Regions from separate parts of the Homo sapiens genome. Here region 2 is linked to region 1. Evidence: read pairs that join two places in POLR2A ChIA-PET (ENCODE). Cell type or tissue: IMR-90. All regions are shown on one strand.

Region 1 (5,000 bases):
GACTGTAGAGGGATCTGCTTCCAAGCTCACCCCATGGTCGTTGGCAGAATTCGGGGCTGTTGGCCAGGAAGCTGCCCTCAGTCCCTTGGATCTCTACATAGGGCAGTTCATGACATGGCAACTTGCTTCCTCAGAGTGAGCAAGTGGAAAGAGCCTGAAAGAAAATGACAGCAAGATGGAAGTGACACCCTTTTATAACCTAATCTCAGAGGTGACTGTATTAGTCTCTTCTCACACTGCTGATAAAGACATACCTGAGACTGGGTAATTTATAAATGAAAGAGGTTTAATTGACTCACAGTTCCATATGGATGGGGAGGCCTCATAATCATGGCAGAAGGCGAATGAGGAGCAAAGTCAAGTCTTACATGGTGGCAGGCAAGAGGTCTTGTGCAGGGGAACTCCCATTTATAAACCATCAAATCTTGTGAGGCTTATTCACTACCACAAGAACAATATGGAAGAAACCATCCGCCATGATTCAATTATCTCCACCTGCCTTCTTCCTTGACATGTAGGGATTATTACAATTAAAGGTGAGATTTGGGTAGTGACACAGCCAAACCATAACAGTGACATGCCACCCCTTTTGCTAAATTCTATTCATTAGAAGCAAATCATTAAGAAATTCAAACATCATGAGTTTTCACTCCTAACTTCTTCAATATTCATCTTTAAAAAATAAGAACATTCTTCTCCCTAACCACAATGCCATTATGACATCTGACATAATTAAAATAATTCCTAAGGCCTTGTTTCCATCCTAAAATGTTTCCAGTTGTCCCAAAATGTCTCTTACAGATGGTGTATTGGAACCGTGAGCCAATTAAGATCCACATGTTGCATACATTTGATCGTTATTTCTCTTAACTCTCTTCTAAAGCACCTCCTTTGTTTTCATGCTACGAATTTGGTGAAAAGGAGGCCAGTGATCCCATCTTCTGGATTTATTGGTGTACTTTCTCGTGATGTACTTTAACTTGATCCGCTAACTCCTGTGTTTCTTATAAACTAGATGCTAGATCTAAAGCCTTAATTACATTCAGCAAGACTATTTCATAAGTGACACCGTGTCCTCCAAATTCTAGGAGGCACAAAATGGCTGGTTGTGCCACTACTGATGATATTTAAATTGATCAGAATTATCTTTTTAACTGTTCATATCACTCTCCTGCTTAAAACCCTGTAAACTCCATCACAAATAGAATAAAACCCTAGTTGCTTACCATAGTCTTGCCCTTGTCTACTTCTTTCCCCCTTGGTCACTACACATCAACCACACTGTTGCTATCCCTCAAATGGACACTCTCCCCCTAGAACTTTTTGTGGCTGGCTACTTCTCAGCCCTTTCCAAAAGCCCTTCTTCCCAAGCCCCTTGCTGACTCATAGCCCTGTTTTATTTTCTTTGGCATTTATCGCAACTTGAAGCAATTTCAGCTTTTTTTTTTTTTTTTTTTGGCTTGTGTATGTCTTTAAGTGTTTATGAGTCTGTCTTCCCACACTGAAATATAAACTCCTCAAGGGCAAGCTGCTCACTACTGTACCCTAAAAATTTGAAACAAGCCCTGGCACTTAGTAGATTCTCAATAAATATTTGTTGAGCAAATAAATTGAGCATTTTTTCAATGTGGTTTATATTAAGATACAGTTTCTAAGACACCTAAATTGATGAGAATAAAAACAAAGTACTGGCCACTATCTGTATTTTGGGGAGGGGATTGTTTGTTTGTACTTCTGTCTTCACTGCTCTTTTTGGAGGGATATATAATGCTTTCATGCCAGAGAATGTTGCTATTCAAAGTGTGGTCCACAGACCAGCAGCATCAACATCACCTGGGAGCTTGTTAGAAATGCAAAATGTTAGACCCCCAGCACAGACCTATGAATCAGAAGCTGTACTTAACAAGATCGCCAGCTGATTTTAATACATTTTAAAACTTAAGAAGTACTGATCTGAAATCCTGGTCTATTCCACTTCTCCTTCCCACCCTACTCTCCGACTGCACCCAACCTCCCCATTGTTAAGCCTTACTGGCCCATCCCAGGAAGCAGCTTCTGGTGCCTCTGGAACTATTTACCTAAAGGCTTATCTTCTCAGGCTTCTTCCCTCCGGATTTTGTTCTGTTTATAAATACTGAGGCTGAAATGTAAACCATACTGAAGCTCTTCTCTAAATGGCCTGCGTGTCCTGGTAAGCCTTCACATCTGCAGGTATCTATTGACATATCTTAAGCAAACAATTTTAAATGATTCCACTGGTGCCCTGAGTTTAGCTTTTCCCTTTATCTTGCCTGGTAAGCAGATTGAGGTTAATGTTTATTTTTAAAGCATGCAATACTCACAATATTTCTTAAACATGGGTTGAAGTCACATACCACCAGCCTCGGAACTGGGGTTTGAGCTCATTCCGTCTGATTCTAAAGCCTGGGCCGTTAATCTCTATGGAGCCATAAGCACAAAAGTATGCTTTACGAAAGCACCATTCGTTTGTCCATTAGTTCATTCACTCATTCAAAAGGCATGTGAGAGAGTTGGGTGATAAAGAAATGTAGAACTCTTCAGCCCACCAGGAGAGGAAACGAAACAAGCACAAAAGTAACCTTACAATGTTGAGTCATGTTACATGTACCCAGTGTAACATACTCTGGGTACAGTGCAGGACTTCATGGAGGAGGTAGCAGGCATAGGTGCCTTTGAGGAGCAGAAGGCCCAGGAAATCAATGTCCTAAGACTGTCCCCAAACCCTTGGATCTAACTTGATTCAGGATCTTGGGTGTCTTCTAGGCAATCACTGGGCTTTAGTCTCTTTAGGATGCACCCAGCAATCCTGTAGGACTCAGGGCAAAGGGTATTTGCCTTCATGCAACAAAATTTTCCTAAGCACCTGCTACATGCCAGGCACAACCCTAAGAACTGGGAGTCCAGCGATAAATTAGGCAAAATACTCATTCTTGTGGGGCTTATTTTCTAATGAGGCATAAAAGAGATAAATAAGTAACGTTTGAAATCCTCGATGGTTTTGGTGCACAGAAAAGACCATTTCAAAGTGTATCTTGGTTTTAGAAATTAATGATTAATTATTTATTTATTTATTTATTTGAGACAGATTCTCACTCTGTCGCCCAGGCTGGAGTGCAGTGGTGCCATCTCGGCTCACTGCAAGCTCCACCTCCAGGGTTCACGCCATCCTCCTGCCTCAGCCTCCCGAGTAGCTGGGACTACAGGCGCACACCGTCACGCCAGGCTAATTTTTTATATTTTTAGTAGAGACGGGGTTTCACCGTGTTTGCCAGGATGGTCTCAATCTCCTGACCTTGTGATCCGCCCGCCTTGGCCTCCCAAAGTGCTGGGATTACAGGCGTGAGCCACCGCACCTGGCCATGATTAATTTACGAAAGGCACATGTTTTTAAAAAGCAAGGCTTTAAGTTCAGCTTATATGTCTACTTGTAAGTCTCAAAAACTGTGAGCCGTCATTTTTAAAGATCATTTGAATGTTTGAGTCCATTTGTGAACTCAATTAATTCCAACACTATCAAACATTTTAAGGTACATTTATAAATTCTTTGTATTCAGTTTCACTTTTTAGTAAGCTCATTTGTGTTATTGATAAATCTTCCTAGGTACCTAAGTAATTTATATAAATCTATTAAATTAAGAGAATAAATGTAATTTTTAAAGTGTCTTAAATATTCTAACAATATGTATAAACTTAATAAGGTCTCAAATTAAAATTCTAAGCCAAGATCAATTATTACTCAATTACATATTTGAAATGAGTACTAGGCTGATCTGTTCATTCTAATAGACCAAATTCTTGTAAATATAATAAGCACATAAAATATACATTTTAACATGAAATATTTATACACATATTAATATTATGACTTGATTATCTTAAATATTTAAAAAATCATAAATTTCCCCAGGGTCGAAATATGCTTAATCCTAAAGGAAGCAGTGATATTGGCACTTTCAAGTTTGGGGTTTGCTGAGTTTAAGGTATGGCTAGATCTTGGGGTGTCTAATGGGCCAGCTGAATTCCTTCTTAAGGGAAGCCTTAAGAAGAAGTGGTGGCTTCACCTACATTCTTTATATTCATGTAACTCATGACTTCTCACCCATACACTGTTGGTTTTTGCATTTCTTTCACTCTGTAGATAAAGGTGTGTGATAATTAATATTGAGTGTCAACTTGATTGGATTCAAGGATACAAAGTACTGTTCCCGGGTATGTCTGTGAGGGTGTTGCCAAAGGAGATTAACATTGGAGTCAGTGGACTAGGAGAGGCAGACCCTCCCTCAGTCTGAGTGGGCACCATCTAATCAGCTGCCAGTGTGGCTAGGATAAAAGCAGGCAGAGAGACATGGAAAAACTGTACTGTCTAAGTCTCCTGGCCTCCATTTTTCTCCTGTGCTGGATGCTTCCTGCTCTCGAACATCCGACTCTAAGTTCTTCAGCTTTTGTTCTCTTAGACTTTCATGAGTGGTTTGCCAGGGGCTCTCAGGCCTTCAGCCACAGACTGAAGGCTGCACTGTCACCTTCCCTACTTTTGAGGTTTTGGGACTCAGACTGGCTTCCTTGCTCCTTAGCTTGCAGACGGCCTATTGTGGGAGTTCACCTTGTGATCGTGTGAGTCAGTAGTCCTTAATAAACTCCCTTTCATATGTACATCTATCCTATTAGTCCTGTCCCTCTAGAGAACACTGACTAATACAGAACACATGAACTTGACCAGAATTTGGCTTTTTCTCCCCCTTCAGAATCTAAAGGCCACACAACTCTTAGAGATTTCAGATTAAATTGTGTATATCTCTCAGGAAGGTGTGGAATTTTTAAGCCTAATGTCCAAGGTCATTCTATGGACAAGCCATGCAATATGAAAAGAAGAAAACTAAAGCAGAGGGATCAGAGAGTGACAGGAAAGGCACTGTTATATAGGGTACTCAAAGGTGGCCATGGGGTTAGATCCTGAATGATGAAAGTGATGGGCCTATGCT
Region 2 (5,000 bases), 200 kb after region 1:
TGGGATTACAGGCATGAGCCAACATGCCTGGCCGAGAATGTATATTGTTGATCAATCATCTAATCTGCCACAAAGGCCAAAAAAGAGGCACATCTTATCTTTCCTATCATCTTCCTTGTCCCTAGGATCAGAGCAGGAAGCAGGAATTTCAGGGGTATTCATGAAGGAAGACCAGATTCTACTCCAAGCTTTTGGGCCACTCATAATGGTGGGATGGAGGAAAGAACGTTGATCAAAGTACAAAATAGAAGTTTTACAAAGATCAGGGCTTAGCTTTGAAAAACCAGAATGAGCTACTTCCAATAGTTGGAAGTTACTGAAAAATTATAGACTTGAATTAAGATGTTTGTTGAGACAGCTGTCCACCCAACAGGACAGGGGAGTTTGACACAGCACAGTTGAATGCTGAGATTGGTGAAAATGATGTCATTCCATATTTATACCTCCATGTACCCAAGACCCCTTGGTAACCTGTTACATAGGTTTGCTTTGATGTCATTGAGGGAAATGTTTTTGTAGATCTTTGTCTGGTGGGTAGTTGTAAGTACATTTCACGTGAGTTGTGCCTGAGGAAATTCACTGAGTTGGCAAAACAAAAAGGATCAAAACTGGATGTCTCTATGAAGTCTTTCCCTTACTCTACTGTAAGAGGTAGCTTCTCCTCTTTGTGATTCTAGTTGCCAATCTGTTCATGATAGATAACGCTGCCTTTTCATAGAGTAATATTCCTCAAAGTATGTTTCACAGGCCTCCAGTTTTGAATCATGTTAAAAAAGGCTCTCTGGCAGAGAGGATTCTATGGTGAAATGAATTTGGGAAAGAAATATAATAGTTATCTTCACTGCAGGTCTTCTCAGAGCCTTTAATATGCTAATGCTCATTGTAGATATCTAACAAGGGAAATAGTTTGTACTGATTTTTAAAATATAATTTTTACTAGAAACATTTTTTTTTCTTCAAGGAATACCAAATCTGCAAATGATGATGCAGCACATGCTGCCCTAGGGAATATATGGGATAAATTGTATTAAATTACTTTGGGTTTTGGGCAAAAGTGCTAAATAAGTTCATGGGTATTTTTTCATTTTTACTGAAGACTTCTCTTTAATAAGATCTGTTTAAAACAGATCACCTCCACTAAAATCTACATCAACTGTGAGCCTGGCAATAAAATCAGTTTCCAACCGGAAAATCTGCCAGTGGTAGGATCTGGGAGAAAATGTTGAAAGAAATAAAATCAATGAAACAGTTAACACATATCATGGTTGATTTTTCTCATTTCCAGGCTAAAGAATCATAGTTTTTTCCTACTGTGTAGCTAAGTTTTGTTTCAGACTAACCATCTCTGTTGAGAAATTTGATGGAATTGTTTGATTCTTGGCTCCATTAACACAGTTTTCCTCTCTTCTCAGCTGCAACTCCATTGCCAATCCCTCAGTGACATTTCTGGGCATATTCATTTTCTCTCACTCCATTTTTCTTTGCCCACAGCCCCAATCAATCAACAGCCCTGGAAAAGTCCTGCCATCTGTTTTATGCTATTGATCCTGTGTTGCCATGTTTTCTAAGGGAAGACTCTCAGCCATGTGGACGACATTCCTACACATATGTGGTTTCCTATTTTAGCTGGTCCTCTCTTCTACTTGTCAGCTTTGCCATGCCGAGTCTTCAAATGGGTCCTTCTTTCCCACTCCATTCCTTCCCTCAGCATAAAAAATTAGAGGTACTCATGGGTGATATCCTCAGCTTCATTCTCTTTCAATTCTAGACATACCTGCTTCATCGTTTCCCCCCCTTGCTTCTTTCTCATAAGGGCAGAGAAAGCCTGAAAACAACCCCCCATAATAAAAAAAATAGCTAATTGATTTAATATCCACAACTCCTTAAAGTAGGTACTATCATTATGTCTACTTTACAGATGAGGAAACTGAGGCACAAAGTAGTTAAATAATTTGCAAAGGTCACACAGTTAACCACACAGTGGTTAAATAATTTACAAAGGTCACACAGCCGGGATTTAATCCAGTAGTCTGGCTGCAGGATCCAGGCAATGTTTGTTTTTTTTTTTTCCCTCATTTCTACCAGCTTTTTTTTTTTTTTTTCAAACAGCTTTGTTGAGCTTTGATTCACATGGCATAAAATTCTCCCTTTTAAAATGTACAATTTAGTGGATTCTAGTATATTCACAGAGTTGTGCAACCAACACCAGTATCCAATTCCAAAATATTTTCATCACCTCAGAAGAAACTTTGTGTCTAATAACAGTCATTCCCCCATTGTCCCATGCTAACCACTAACCCACTTCCTGACTCTGGATTTGCCTATTCTGGGCATTTCATATAAATGGAATGATACAACATGTGTCTCTTTGTGGCTGCCTTCTTTTCCTTAACATAATGTTTTAGAGGATCATCCATGTTGTAGCAGGTATCAGTATTTCATTTCTTTTTATTGCTGAAAAATATTCTCTTGTATGGATATACAACATTTTGTTTATCCATTTATCAGCTGATGGACATTAGGATTGCTTTTACCTTTTGGCTGTTGTAAAGATGCTGCTGTTAATATCATGTCCAAGTTTTTGTGTATATGTATATTTTCATTTCTCTTGGGTATATGCTTAGGAATGAAATTGCTGGGTCACATGGTAACTACAGATTTAACATTTTGAGGACCTGTCAAATGGTTTCCAAAGCAGTTGTACCATTTTACAATTCCACCAAGAATGTCTGAGGGTTCACATTTTTCCATATCCTTAACAACACTTGTCTTTTCATTATTGCATGCCAGTATGTATAAAGTGGTATCTCATGGTTTTTATTTATGCTTCCTTAATGACTAATGATGTTTTACATCTTTTCATATGTTTATTGGCCAATTGTATATCTCGTTTGCAGAAATACTCATTAAAATCTTTGCCTTTTTTTGTTTTTTTGAGATGGAGTCCCGCTCTGTCTGTCGCCCAGGCTAGAGTGCAGTGGCGCAATCTTGGTTCACTGCAACCTCTGCCTCCTGGGTTCAAGAGATTCTCCTGCCTCAGCCTCCTGAGTAGGTGGGACTACAGGCACATGCCACCACCCCTGGCTAATTTTTTATATATTTAGTAGACACAGGGTTTCACCATGTTAGCCAGGATGGTCTCGATCTCCTGACCTCATGATCTGCCCACGTTGGCCTCCCAAAGTGTGGGATTAAAGGTGTGAGCCACCACGCCTGGCCGTCTGTTGCCATTTTTAATTGGATTATTTTTCTTTTTGTTGTTTAGTTGTAAGAGTTCTTTTTATATTCTAGATACAAGTCTCTTATCGAATATATGATTTACCAATATTTTTCTCCTCTTCTTTGGTTGTTTTTTTTACTTTCTTGAAACACAAAAGTTTTTTAACTTTGATGAAGTCCAATTTGTCTATTTTTTCTTTTGTTTATGATTTTGATTTTATATCTAAGAAACTGTTGTCTAATGTGAGGTCATGAAGACTCACTCCTATGTTTTCTTCTAAGAGTTTTATAGTTTCAGCTCTTACATTTAGGTCTCTAATTCATTTTGAGTTAATTTTTTATGTAGTATAAGGAAAGAACTCAATTTCATTCTTTTGCATGTGAATTTCAGTACATCTTATAGGGCATATCTGCTAGCAATAAATTATCTCAATATTGGTTTATCTGGGGATGTCCTAATTTCTTCTTTGTTTGTAAGGATAGTTTTGCTGGATTCTTGGTTGACAGTCTATTCCTTCAGCACTTTGAAAATGCCATCCCACTACTTTCTGGCCTTCATGATATAAGATAAGAAATAAACTCTTCATATTATAGAGGATCCCTTGCACATGATGAGTCACTTTTTTCTTGCTGCTTTCACATTTCCGTCCTTGTCTTTGCCTTTTGACAGTTTATGGTGTGCCTAGAAGTAGATATTTTTTAATCTATTCCATTTGGGTTTTGTTGAGCTACTTGGATGTGTAGATTAATTAATATTCCTCATTAAATTTGGGAAGTTCTTGGCCATTACTTCTTCATGTATTCTTTCTGCTCCTTTCTTTCTCACCTCTCCTTCTGGGATTCCCCTTATGTATGTGCTGATATACTGAATAGTGTCCTGCATGTCTCTGAGGCTTTGTTCATTTTTCTATATTTTTTTCTTCTTCTTGTTCCTCAGACTAGATCATCTCAATTGGTCTGTCTCCGGCTTGCCAGCTCAAATTTGTTCTTCAACCCTCTGGTATCATTTTTCTTTCTGTTATTATGCTTTCAGCTTAAGAGTTTTAATTTATTTGGGGTTTTTTGCTTGTTTGTTTTGTTTTTTACACTTTTTATCTTTTCATTTATATTCTGCATCTATTTCATTGTTCATGAAAACAATGAGTTCATGAGAACTTTCCTTTAGTTCTTTAGATGTCGTTTTCTTTAGTTCTTTGAACATATTTATAGTAGTTGATTTACAGTCTTTGTCCTGTACATGTGGCCAACAATCATATGAAAAAAAAAACACAAACATCACTTATCATTAGAGAAATGCAAATCAAAACCACGGTGAGATACCCTCTAACACCAGTCAGAATGGCTAATACTGAAAGGTCAAAAAATAATGTATGCTGGCAAGGTTCTTGTGAAAAAGAAACACTTACACACTGTTGGTGGGAGTGTAAATTAGTTCAACCATTTGGAAGACAATGTAGCAATTCCTCAAAAACCTAAAGACAGACATATCATTGGACCCAGGAATCCCATTACTGGGTATATATTCAAAGGAATATAAATCATTCTATCATAAAGACACATGCATATGTATGTTCATTGCAGCACTATTCATAATAGCAAAGGCATGGAACCAACCTAAATGCCCATCAGTGATAGACTAGATAAAGAAAATGTGGTACATATATACTATGGAATACTGAGCAGCCATTAAAAAGGAATGAGATCATGTACTTTGCAGGGATGTGGATGGAGCTGGAGGCCATTATCCTCAGCAAACTAGCGTAGGAACAGAAAACCAAATA

What was found. Peaks named below come from ENCODE experiments on the same cell type or tissue, not always from the same donor. Only the 100,000 strongest peaks of a DNase experiment are listed, where the experiment ranks them.
Region 2: POLR2A ChIA-PET joins it to region 1 with 8 read pairs; 1 of 35 experiments calls an interaction of 5 or more read pairs at or near these places.

The regions. Positions count from the first base shown.
Region 1 is chr3:64,498,837-64,503,836 of GRCh38, reverse strand. No RefSeq gene overlaps it. Among named protein-coding and RNA genes, the nearest start is that of PRICKLE2-DT, 56 kb to the right of the region's middle. In IMR-90, no CTCF peak of the experiment used is centred here; DNase peaks (open chromatin) are centred at 1,406 and 2,336; H3K4me3 peaks cover 218 bases; H3K27ac peaks cover 2,813 bases.
Region 2 is chr3:64,298,235-64,303,234 of GRCh38, reverse strand. No RefSeq gene overlaps it. Among named protein-coding and RNA genes, the nearest start is that of PRICKLE2, 75 kb to the right of the region's middle. In IMR-90, no CTCF peak of the experiment used is centred here; a DNase peak (open chromatin) is centred at 2,264.